Linked DNA regions of Homo sapiens: region 2 is linked to region 1. The links are chromatin loops, found by intact Hi-C in ENCODE. Cell type or tissue: heart left ventricle. All regions are shown on one strand. Links, peaks and the distances in the headings refer to the core of each region. The heading gives the core; the rest is flanking DNA. Region 1 has its middle 79 kb from the start of CCDC83. Region 2 has its middle 9.6 kb from the start of LINC02695.

Region 1 (6,294 bases), core at 650-5,649:
TTTGCACTCTGGCTACTGACTGACTCCACCTGGACCTGTGGCTCATGACTCTTGTGGCCCCCACCCAGAGGCTGACACAGCGCACAAGGACTGGTTTCTACATTTCTACAATTTAATCTCTAACCAATCAGCAGCACTCATACCCTAGCCCCCTGCTCACCAAATTATCCAAAAAACCGTAGCCTCTGAGTTGTCTGGGAGGCTGATTTGAGTAATAAAGTCCATCTTCTGCTTGGCTAGCCCTGCATTAATTAAACTCTTCTTCTTTTCTTTTTTTTTTTTAAGACAGAGTCTTGCTCTGTTGCCCAGGTTGGAATGTAATGGTGTGATCTTGGCTCACCACAACCTCTGCCTCCCGGGTTCAAGAGATTCTCCTGCCTCAGCCTCCCATGTGGCTGGGACTACAGGCATGTGCCACCATGCCTGGCTAATTTTTGTCTTTTTAGTAAAGACAGGGTTTTACCATGTTGGCCAGGCTGGTCTCAAACTCCTGACCTCAGGTGATCCACCCGCCTTGGCCTCCCAAAGTGCTGGGATTACAGGCGTGAACCACCATGCCCGGCCTAATTAAACTCTTTCTTTGCTGCAAAAAACCTGCTGTTCTCAGTGTGTTGGGCTTTCTGGGCAGCAGGTAAGATGAACCCATCAGGCAGCACTAGAGTTTATCAGAACCAACTTTTGGGTTTGTTGATTTTCTCCTGTGTATGTCAGCTTTCTCTTTAATTGGTTTCTGCTTGTGGTGTTATGATATATAGTTGGTTCATCATTCCCATATCCCTCGTTGCGGTCTTTTTTCTTTTTTTAAAATTACCCGTTCTATGAACACCTTGTTACAATCTTTTGTTGTTATAATGTTGGATGTGTTAGACCCAACCAGCGGCCTCAGAAAACAGAATCTCTCTCCTGTCTTCCTTTCACTTGCCCCAAGGCAGGAGTCTAATGTTTCCCTGCCACTCTGATTGTGGGGCTTAAGCGGGGCAGTCTTGGGGACTGAGCCCCCTCACTCTATGGGTTCTGACACCATATCCAGGTAGATCGTGTTGGAACTGAATTGGAGAACACCCAGCTGGTGTCTACTGCTCGGCATGTGGCAAAAAACCCCACATTTGGTCACAGAAGTCTTCTGTATTATTGACCATTTTTGTTTTGGGTAAAAAAATATAAAAATTTTAAAACGAGGTCCTCTGTGTTGATTGTTGTGGTGGGCAAGTAAAGGAAAAACACTGTTTGCGACAGTTTTTCCTGAAACAGTGTTCTCATCTGTATTTTCTTACCTTTACTTTGGATTTATTTTTTTTTCCTAGATCCTGTGAAAGGAAAATATCTTGGGCCCCCAAAATCACAAAGCTAAAGGGAAAAGTCAAGCTGTGAACTGCTTAGGGCAAACCTGCCTCCCATTCTATTCAGTCACCCCTCTACTCACTGAGATAAATGCACATCTGATTGCCTCCTTTGGAAAGGCTAATCAGAAACTCAAAAGAATGCAACCATTTGTCTCTTATCTACCATGACCTGGAAGCCCCCTCCCTGCTTCAAGTTGTCCCACCTTTCCAGACAGAACCAATGTTCATCTTACATATGTTGATTGATGTCTCATGTCTCCCTAAAATATACAAAACCAAACTGCCCTGACCACCTTGGGCACACGTCATCAGGACTTCCTGAGGCTGTGTCATGGGTGTGTGTCCTCAACCTTGGCAAAATACCTTTTTTTAAAATTCTGCACGGTGGTCCTGAGAGTGGTGGGTGCCACCCTGTCCTGGGTGGAGGAAGGGCCCAAGGGCCAGTTAAGGCCAATGGCGGGAGAAGGGGGGTGCTGCAGACTCTAGAATGCGGAGAAGCCAGGGGGAGGCCCGGAGGCAGCGGTGATAGGCCAGTGGAGGGTGGAAAGCACCAGACTGGGACCGGGCCAGGGCTACAGGGCCAAGGACCCAGGCCACAGGGCACCCTGGGAGGCGGGCACAGGGTCACATGACACAGAACATGAAACACAGGCACAGGCTCATAGTAAGCACATGGACAAGTGGGCACAGGTTCACAGGCCAGATGCATACTAAGCATGGCTGGGCCAGACAGCGGGACACAGTGGTGGTGTCACACAGAGACCACAGGGGAGACACGGCGCTATAGGACACATGGACTTGACGGCCACAATGCACAGACCAGGTCACAGAGCTCAAGGGATGTGGAAAGGAGCCTTTTGGCACTACTGCACTGGAATCATGTGAGACAAGAGTGGTGGGGCCTCTGGAGGTGCCTGGGGCACCAGTGGCCCCACTGGGCTTAGCCCGTCTTCCACTTTGTTGAGCAGCTTCACCACCTCATCATAGATGATAAACACTATGGCCACATCCAGGTTGACCTGGCCCAGCGCGGGACAATGCCCTTGTAGAATGCCTTGAGCTCCTCCTTCCTCAGGATCTGCCAGCCACAGTCCATCAAGTTCCGGTATTTGTGCGCCTCCAGGCCCTACCTGCGGGTCTTAATCACGTCCAGAGGAGTGTTTCCAAAGACGCTGGCTGTGCACACGATGGCTCCGAAGCCCCCAGTGATCAGCGGGTTCATGGGCTTGTTGGGGTTGTCTCCTCGGTACCAGTTGTGCAGGGAATGTCATGACGAAGAAGCGGATGGCCTGGTTCCAGCCCTGTTTCAGTACGGTGGCCGTGAGGCTCTGATACATCCCCTTCAGCCCTTGTTCCCGCACAATCTTCCTAACCCGTAGAAGAATCCTCGGTACTTGGGGTTTGGGGAGGTCTGGTCGTGGATGAACCTCACCTTGATGGTCTCCATGGGGCACACGATCACCACGGCCTCAGCCACTCCAGCGCCCAGGCAGCACAGCAGCCCGCGCGTGCTGTCCAGCCGTCCCTGGGAATCCCGCAGGTGGTTGCCGAGGAACTAGAACATTCCGAAGCTGGCGGCCGCTTTGGGGATGGAGCCGTAGAGCAGGGAGCTGAGACTGCGGTACAGGCCCAGAACGCCATGGCTGCGGACTGTCTGCCACACCCACTCCCCGATGCTCTGGTACCGCGGCGGGTTCGAGGGCTAGTCCAGCTGCCACTGCGTCTTCACGTACTGGGTGGGGAAGGTGATGTAGATCTCAATGCCGCCCGCCAGGCCGCCTGCCAGGATCGCCTTCCCCAGGTGCGTCAGCTTGGCCTTCCCAGACGCTGGCGCGGCGGCCGCCAGAGCGTGTGGGGCTCGAGGCGCGGACGCGGGCGGGAGGCTGGGCGCCCGCCCAGTGGCGGCCTTCGGTCCGAGCTTCCTGAACTCCGCACTCAAAATGAACTTTCTAAATTAACTGAGACCTGCCTGAAATTTTCGGGGTTCACAATCCTTAAGGTAACAGCTTGAGATTTTTCAGCCTTTCTTTTTTAATACATGAATTTAAAGTTATATATTTGTCTTTAAACACAACTTTTGCTGGATCCAAAAGGTTTTGACATGTCATATTTTCATTATTCAAAATATTTTCTCATGAGTTATTAAAAAGTGTTCTGCTTACTTTCTAATTATTTGAAGGGTTTTTGTTGTTGTTGTTTTTAAATTTCACCGTGGGCTGGGTGCCGAGGCTCACACTTGTAATCCCAGAACTTTAGAAGGCCGAGGCGGTGGATCACCTGAGGTCAGGAGTTTGAGACCAGCCTGGGCAACATGGTGAAACCCCGTCTCTACTAAACATACAAAAATTAGCTTGGCATGGTGGCAGGCGCCTATAATCCCAGCTACTCGGGAGGCTGAGGCAGGAGAATCACTTGAACCCGGGAGGCGGAGGTTGCAGGGAGCCGAGATAATGCCACTGCACTCCAGCCTAGGCGACAGAGTGAAACTCCATCTCAAAAAAAAAAATAAAAAAATAAAATTCCACAGTGGTCAGAGAACACATTCTATGTGATTACAATTTTTCTGAGTATTTGTTGTGACTTCTTTATGACTTGCATGTGGTCTATTTTTGGAAATGTTTCATGTCCACATGAAAGGAATGAACGTTATACAGTCGTTAACTTATATTAATTTTGTCGAATTGATTTATCACTTGTTGAGAGAGGTGCAGTAAGATCTTCAAGTCTGTATTTGTCTCTTTTTTCTTTTTCCTTTTTTATTATGAAATATATATAACATACAATTTACTGTATCTTTTTTACTTTGGTAAACTTTGCTTTATGTATTTTGAGACCATGTTTATTATGTGCATACAAATCTAGGATTGTTATGTCATTCTGATGAACTGGCTCATTTACTATTATATTTTTCTTCATTTTTTTTTAATCTTAATACTTCCTGCCTTAAAGTCTACTTTGTCTGATATTAGTTTGGTCAAACTGTCTTCATTTTGGTTGATGTTTGCATGGTGTATCCTTTTTTTTTTTCTGAGACAGGGTCTTACTCCATCACCTGGGCTGTAGTGCAGTGGTATAGTCATAGCCTTAACCTCCCATGCTCAGGTGATCCTGACACCTCAGCCTCCTGAGAAGCTGGGACCACAGTCACACTCCACCACTTCGAGCTAATTTTAAAAATTTATTCTATGTAGAGAAGGGGGTCTCCCTATGTTTCCCAGGCTGGTCTCGAACTCCTGGGGACTCAAGTGATCCTCTGGTTTCAACTTTCCAAAGTGCTCCACACCTGGCCCATGGTGTATCTTTTTGCAGTCTGTGACTTTATTTATTTATAAACAGACTATTATCTTCAAGGTTTTAGATTTACAAAAGACAATGATGGGACGTACAGTGATCTCATATACGCCACACTCAGTTTGTCCTGTATTAATCTTTGTCTTTAGTATGGTACTTTTCACACAATTAATGAACCAATATTGCAATATGTGTTGTTCTTGTCTAAAGTTTATACATTTATTCAGATTTGCTTAGTTTTGGCCAAATGTCTCATTCTCTGTATCAGGACCCCCTTTCAAGATATGGCATTGTTACAGTAGGTAGTCAGGCAGACATTAGCAGGCAGGAGAGGGTCCCCACTCCACCAGGAACATCAGGCAACCATCAAGTGATGGTCAGGCGGTTTTAACTGTCTCTTTAAAATAATAATTGGCAGGGCACAGTGGCTCATGCCTGTAATCCCAGCACTTTGGGAGGTCGAGGCCAGCGTATTACCAGAGCTAAGGAATTTGAGACCCGCCTGGCCAACACGGTGAAACCCGGGCTCTACTAAAAATCCAAAAAAAGTAGCAGGGCGTGGTGGCTCATGCCTGTAATCTCAGCTATTTGGGAGGCTGAGGCAGGAGAATCGCTTGAATCCAGGAGGTGGAGGTTGCAGTGAGCTGAGATTGCGCTGCTGCACTCCAGCCTAGGTGATAGAGCCAGACTCCATCTCTAAATAAACAAATAAATAAACAAATAAATAAATAAATATTGGTTACAACTGGTGCCAGGGAAAGGCGGTCTCCCAATAGATAGAAACACCTGGAACTCGTGATCAGCAGCTTCCTGATAAGATCTCAGTAGTTGGGGGAGTGGGCTCAAGCATGTACATTGAGAGGCAAAATGGGGGACTTTAACTGCTATATGACCTTCTAGGAACATTCAACTGGTAAGGTAAGAGTGCCTCAAGTGAGCATGCATACAACTCCTGTTAACACATTGGACATGCAGCCCCTCCCAAGGGCTGGCAAGCCACTGCACATGCGGTCAGCTCAGCCCATGAGAAGAACCAGGGGAGAAGTAACGCAAGACCCCAGAAGCATGCCAGCATGTAAAACTCCAAGTCGAAGGTCACACCATCCACTTGATTTCTCAAGTCACCTGCTAGGCCCTCTTCCAAGTGTACTTTTCTTCCTTTCATTCCTGCTCTAAACTTTTTAATACTCCTGCTCTAAAACTTGCCCTGGTCTCTCCCTTTGCCTTATGCCTCTTGGTTGAATTCTTTCTTCTGAGGAGGCAAGAATTCAGTTTGCTGCAGACCCATACAGATTGGCCACTGCTAACAGCATTATGCTTAGATTCCATGTGTCAGTTCTTTAGAACTTGAATCTGTAGATTGTCTTTAATCAGTTTTGGTAAACTCAGCCATTATGTCTTCAAATATTTCTTCTCCTTTATCCCTACTACCGCTTTTCCTTGAACACTAACTGCAGTTAGCGGATGTTGGACTGCTTAATTGCACATGTTCATTACCACTGTGTTCTGCTCTTTCTATTCTTTATTCTTTCTGGAATTGTGTTTGACTATTTTTGGATATTGGATATTGACTTATCCCAAATTTCACTATTTCTGGTTTCTTCCATATCCAGTCTGCCATTAGACTGATTTATTACTTTTTGATTTTGTATATTTTGAT
Region 2 (6,294 bases), core at 572-5,571, 270 kb before region 1:
CATTCACAAGGCACATTTGAAGCCTATGCTGTGAATGAAGAGTAGTCTGGGAGGCCCTGCAGCCCTTAGCAATTTGGTCTTTACTTGGAGTTTGTATTTCCTTCCTCGCTTTTTATATTACGTGGCCTTGTCTCATGATGGCACCATTGTGACATATTGTACCAGCTGGCCACACTCTGTTCAACTGTTGTTTGCTTAATGCATTCTCTCATGATAAACTGGACCCAAAGCTTACCTATTCTGCCCCCCACTCCAACTTTAGAATGGCAGGCAAATGATGAAGTTTCCCATGGGAAATCTCTTTTATTTCTTTTTAATATTTTATGTATGTATTTATTATTTAGAGACACTGTCTCTCTCTCTCTCTGTCACCCAGGCTGGAATGCAGTGGCGCAATCATAGCTCACTGCGGCCTAGAATTCCTGGGATCAAACGATCCTCCTGCTTCAGGCTCCCAAAGCGCTGGGATTACAGGTGTGAGCCACCACGCCTGACATCTGCAGGAAATTTTAACTTTATTTTCACCACCATTAGTTCAATTACGATCAAGAATTTACACGTACAAGTCTTGTAAGCAGCTTTGTATTGCTTAACTCCATTTTTGCAATCATCTTAGCTACTGTTTCTGTATTGATGTTACGCAAACGTATACCACTTTATTGGTAAACTGTTTGTTATTTTGTTTTTATATTTTAGTTGGTTCTACTTCTTTGGGTGTCTTTTCTATTGTCTTATTCCTTAATGTGTATGCTTTAAATGTGTATGTCTGAGATACTGTTAAAAAAAAAGATTAATTTTACATTTGGATGGCTGGTAAATAACATAATTTTAGTGGACATTTATTACAATAAATAAAAGAGAAGAGTAAATTCTTGTAGGTTTCTATGAAATCAGTTTTCTTGTAGCATTATACTCACCTAATATAGACTAAACAAAACATTCCTGTGCTTAACAATTAGTAGCAAGTCCATGCCATTCACTAAATATTTATTGAGGACTTTCTCTGGGCCAGACACATATGGGGTAGAGCTCACAGGACATAGCAAGATGCTGTGTGTCTAGAGTTAAAAGAGCAACAACAGGCCCTATCACTCTTCTGCTTAAAATACTTGGATAGCCTTAGGTCCAAATCAGTTCAAAATATTCCTTTACCATCCAGACACTGGCTCAAGGAGCTCAAAAAGGGAAAAGGTGGCTTTAAAATACTGAGCTGTGGCTGGGTGTGGTGGTTCATGCCTGTAATCCCAGCACTTTGGGATGCTGAAGAAGGTAGATCACCTGGGGCTAAGAGTTTGAGACCAGCCTGGCCAACATGGTGAAACCTCATCTCTACTAAAAATACAAAAAATTAGCTGGGTGTGGTGGTGCACACCTGTAGTCCCAGCTACTCGGGAGGCTGAGGCATGAGAATTTCTTGAACCCAAGAGGTGAAGGTTGCAGTGAGCTGAAATTGCGCCACTGCACTTCAGCCTGGGCAGCAGACTGAACACTCTGTCTGAACAACAGCAACAACAAAAAGATGCTAAGCTGTGCCTCTGACCCTGCATTTTTTCCTCTTTGCTATGTCTTAGTACTTTCTGGTCATGTTTCATATTAATTATTTCTGGTTTCCTGTCAGCTTTGAATTAATCCTAGCTTTGTCCCCTGGGCCCTCACTTTCAGATCCTCTCAGTTCTATTCCATGCATATTATGGGGAGTGTCTTACCCTACCCATAACCACACCCAGCTTCTGTAAGTATAATCCCAGAATGGCATCTGAGACCCCACTTGCCTGGCAGAGGAGTTTCGATGTGTTCCATAGCTTTGATGTTACTATTCCTTACTTTAAGACACAAGATGCTTTTAGATCTGACACATGTTCATTTCACTAGCTTGTCTCCTGCCATTCCTCAACTAGGATGTTATGGATCTGTCCTATTGAATTTCTTGAGCAGTTTCTGGAGCATGTAATTTTATTTCCCATCTCAGTTTTTGCACATGGCACATTTCCTTCTCATAAAAACCCTTGCTCCACCATCCCCAATTCTCCAGCTATCTCCTCCTCTTAACCTCAAAGCTAGTTTCAGGGGTCGCATCTCCCAAGAAGTTCCAATCTCACTTAGATGCTTCTCCTTTAGGCTACAGTGTTTATGGCACAGTAGCAATTGCTTTACTTATGTGTCTCCCCCCTGCTCCCAGATTTTGAAAGAGGTTACCACATTTTATTCGACTTTTTTTTTTTTTTTAAACAGAGTGTCACTCTGTCACCCAGGCTGGAGTGCAGTGGTGCCAGCTTGGCTCACTGCAATCTCTGCCTCCCGGGTTCAAGTGATTCTTATGCCTCAGCCTCCCAAGTAGCTGGGATTAAAGGTGGGTGCCACCACACTTTGTATTTTCAGTAGAGACAGGGTTTCGCCATGTTGCCCAGTCTGGTCTAGCATTCCTGAACTCAGGCCATCTGCCAGCCTTAGCCTCCCAAAGTGCTGGTACTGCAGGCATGAGCCACCATGCCCAACCTTTTATTAGACTTTCTATCCTATCCCTAGCCTATGATAGGGACTCATTAAGTGACTATTGAGTAAATCAGTGAATGAATGAATTAATGAATAAGTGAATATATTGCCTAATACGTCTACTTAAAGCCTCTTAGAAAGCAGGTGTGGTATGAATTGTAAACAAACAATAGTACTACAATCTTAATATGGAGGGTGAAAAATAGAAAGGTCTTCAACAGATAATATTTTTTTCTATTTATATATGTTCCTTTTTTTCTAGATATGAGCAAAAGTCTGAGTGCCAATTGCTGAATCAAGATTTACCCAAATGTTACCAAAACCAATGGCAAGTTAGTCAAATTTAGGACTCATCAGTGAGTTAACAATTATTGAGTATCTATTATGTGCACATCACTGTTTATAAGGATGTTGTGATTTAGTGAGGGAGCATATACAAAAATAACCCTGAGGAAGGGCAGACTGTAATAATCAGATTAGAGACTCAAACCACATTCTGTGGGATTCAAATGGAAAAAAAGATTAATTCTTATTAGAAGTAATGAAGTCAACAATGTATGGGGTGGGCACAGGCTGTGAAAATCAGGACAACCAGCTAATTAATGTTGCACAGAATAAATGGTGAATTGCATAACATCTATTGCTTGTCAGCTGGTTGTTTTGCTCTACAACTGCCTTAACCTCTGAGTGACATGGAAGTGAGAAAAAGAAGGAAGTGCAGCAGGACTCAAAGGGGAAGAAATGACTCTTGCTAAAGAAGGAAGAGAAGTGGAACCAACCACAGGGAGGAGAGATGGGGTAAAAATTGCTTTGAGGCCGGGCGCAGTGGCTCACGCCTGTAATCCCAGCACTTTGGAAGGCCGGCCAAGGCGGGCGGATCACGAGGTCAGGAGATGGAGACCATCCTGGCTAACACGGTGAAACCCCGTCTCTACTAAAAAAAATACAAAAAATTAGCAGGGCGTGGTGGCGGGCGCCTGCGGAGGCTGAGGCAGGAGAATGGTGTGAACCCGGGAGGCGGAGCTTGCGGTGAGCGGAGATCGCGCCACTGCACTCCAGCCTGGGCGACAGAGGGAGACTCCGTCTCAAAAAATAAAATAAAATTGTTTTGATTCCGTTGTAGCATTTCCTTGAGTCTCTTCAGTTCTAAGAATAGGGAAAGGAAGAAAAGAAGAGAGCCTGTCATGGAACCAAAGGAAGACAGCATCAAAATAAGGAGAAAAGAGCAAAGAAGCAGAAACAACTTGGAATTATGCCACAGAATTATGCCACCATACTGCTGCTTATAAAACGTTCATACTGAAAACGTTTTAGTGACGGTACAAATAAAAAGGTGGAGGAGGCATGGTTGTAGATAACGGTCTAAGGAAAAAAGTGTGTTACTATGGTTATCATTAGAACTTTTCACAAATAGTCCCACTCTTCCCATTAATGTACACTGGGGGATCAAACTGCCACCTCCTTTGAGGATTTATATGGCTGTGTGGCTTGCATTGGCCAATAAAATGTGAGGGGAAGTGACAGATATGTAGAGTGTATGAGAAATACCTTGCAGCCACTGAGATTTGGAGTGTTAGTATAAGCTAACCTGTCTTTACTAATACAGTTACCCACAAAGAAAAGGAAAAGATTGCTAATATTTATGCAAAAAAAAAGATTGAGAGAGATAAATTTGTAGGACAGGTCAAAGGAGTACTATAAGAGTTGGATTTAAGTTAGAAATAAAATGTAAAGCTAAATAGTTAAGCATTATAAAATGTGTAATAATTTCTTTCTTCTAATTATTGTATGTCTTTCTCTTTGTAATATTCTTCTTCATACACAGCATCTGCTTTTACAGTTTCAACTACTGCCTCAGTGTGAACACTTAGAAACTCATCTATCTGTTTTGACAATAATATTCACATTTCTAACTGCCTACAAAAATGTACATATTTTAAAAGACTCCCAGTACAACTGTTCACACATGTTCATGTCTAAGAATGAAACAATGAAACTCCCTAGAAGACCAAACCTCCCCCAAAAAAATTCCTTTCCCCTTCCTGTTAACAAAATCTCCCCTCAAGCTTTGCTAGTTAACTTAGATCACTTCCTCCTTATTCCTCTTTATTCAATCTCTGCTTCAAAATGCCTCTCAGATTTACCACTTTCTCTACTCACATCTCAGCTACCCTAGTCCAAATGTATTTAACTCATAACTGGACCATGGTCATAAACTCCTCTCCTCCTCTCCAATATATTCTCCCACCCCTCCATCCTGCCCACTCTTTCCAGACTAATCTTCTCTCCACAAAGATCCTCTGTGACCCCTCAGCCTGTGTCCAACAGCATTCACCATAGCCTGCCCCTCCAGGCCTCTCCCACTGCTTACCAGCTGCTGTGCTCAGGCTGGCGTGTTAGGTGTTTGCTGTGCCGTGAGCCATTCTGCTCATTCCTCCTTCCTTATTTTACCAACATTTTTACCTCCAACTCTGCAAGTGCTCTCACTTTCATCTTCCCAGTAAAAAATCCCACACATCTTTAAAGCTCACCTTATATCCCTTTTCCTCTTTTCCCAGAAGACTTACTCAACAAATCCCACCCAAAGAGATCCCTCCCTTTCTCTACCCACATAGCACTAGTCACAGAGTTTAAAGTTCTCTGAGAAGTCATATAGAACAATCCTTCAATTTTATAGTTGAGGTTGAGAGACTTGGTTAGTCCTGCAACCAGTTAGTGACAAATAAAACTAGAATCCAGATGTCTCGAATGCATTTTCTTTCCCACTGCATTTTACTGCCTTTTCTTTGTTAACTGCAAGATGTTTTACAGTTTAATCCTATTCAACCTTATATTTTGTTTAGTGTTTAAAAATCATGTATCCTTGATTAGATCATAGGCAGCTTAGGTGCAATGATGTGATGCAGGGTCTATATTAGATAAAAAGCCCTTATTGAGGGGGCATTTAAGGCTGTCGTTCACAGTAAGGTTTAATGTAGGGCCAAACCATTAAACTAATATGTTTTGGAATAATTGGGAATCAGAGCCAGGAACACAAATCAAACCAAGGAGAAAAAATAAGAGAGTAATTTAATGTCAGGAGCTTAGAAAACCAGAATCAAGAGAAATGAGGAAGGTTCCAGAGTACAAACTCCTTGGTTGAATTATAGGTGGTTCAAGAGAGGTAGGTCAATAGGGACATGTTCCTACCCAACTCCTAGAACAGCGGGTATAGGAAGAAGAAAATGGATCCTTACCAATATCCCCACAAGGCTCCTCTGTCTAGCTAGAGAAGATGACCCTAAAAGGGGACACCAAGCATAAGAAAGCATGATTTCTAATTATAGAAGGTCTTGCCAGCCAGAGGGGCTGAGCAGGGAGGCCAGAGCTGCTCAGATCCAAAAGGTGCTAAGATGCCCTTAATTGGCTGTTGGCGCAACCCCATAATCCTCCTGAGGCAGAAGGATTGCTTTAGCCCAGGAGTTCAAGTATTTGGTGCTCCCATTGCAGGCTTCAGAGTGTGGGCTCATCAGAACCTATCCCTCTTGAACCCTGGCCCAGGCCCCTGGACAGAGGCCTATGCCTCTTAACTCCTGTCCTGGCTGCAGGACAACAGATCTAATCTACCAGTGATTGACTTGGCCTACCTGTGCTAACTCCCTATATTTTGTTAATATAAACAGCTTAGCATGGAGTATAAAGGATATTGCATGCTTTTACCCCACTTTTCGTGTCCAGTTTTATTTCCCAAGGTATCCCTTTACTTATCTTACATGATAGCCATCCAGGCAGCCACAATTCCTCACATATAATATACACTTT

Evidence for each region. Peaks named below come from ENCODE experiments on the same cell type or tissue, not always from the same donor. Only the 100,000 strongest peaks of a DNase experiment are listed, where the experiment ranks them.
Region 2: a loop joins it to region 1, with 4 times the contacts of the local background. A loop is called at or near these places in 89 of 110 quality-filtered maps.

What each region holds. Positions count from the first base shown.
Region 1 is chr11:85,931,653-85,937,946 of GRCh38, reverse strand. It overlaps the pseudogene SLC25A1P1. Among named protein-coding and RNA genes, the nearest start is that of CCDC83, 79 kb to the right of the region's middle. RefSeq lists enhancers at 1,221-1,811, 1,812-2,403. In heart left ventricle, for the core only: no CTCF peak of the experiment used is centred there; a DNase peak (open chromatin) is centred at 3,040; H3K4me3 peaks cover 432 bases.
Region 2 is chr11:86,199,919-86,206,212 of GRCh38, reverse strand. No RefSeq gene overlaps it. Among named protein-coding and RNA genes, the nearest start is that of LINC02695, 9.6 kb to the right of the region's middle. RefSeq lists enhancers at 3,002-3,502, 3,503-4,003. In heart left ventricle, for the core only: a CTCF peak has its summit at 3,563; a DNase peak (open chromatin) is centred at 3,472; H3K4me3 peaks cover 1,012 bases; H3K27ac peaks cover 600 bases.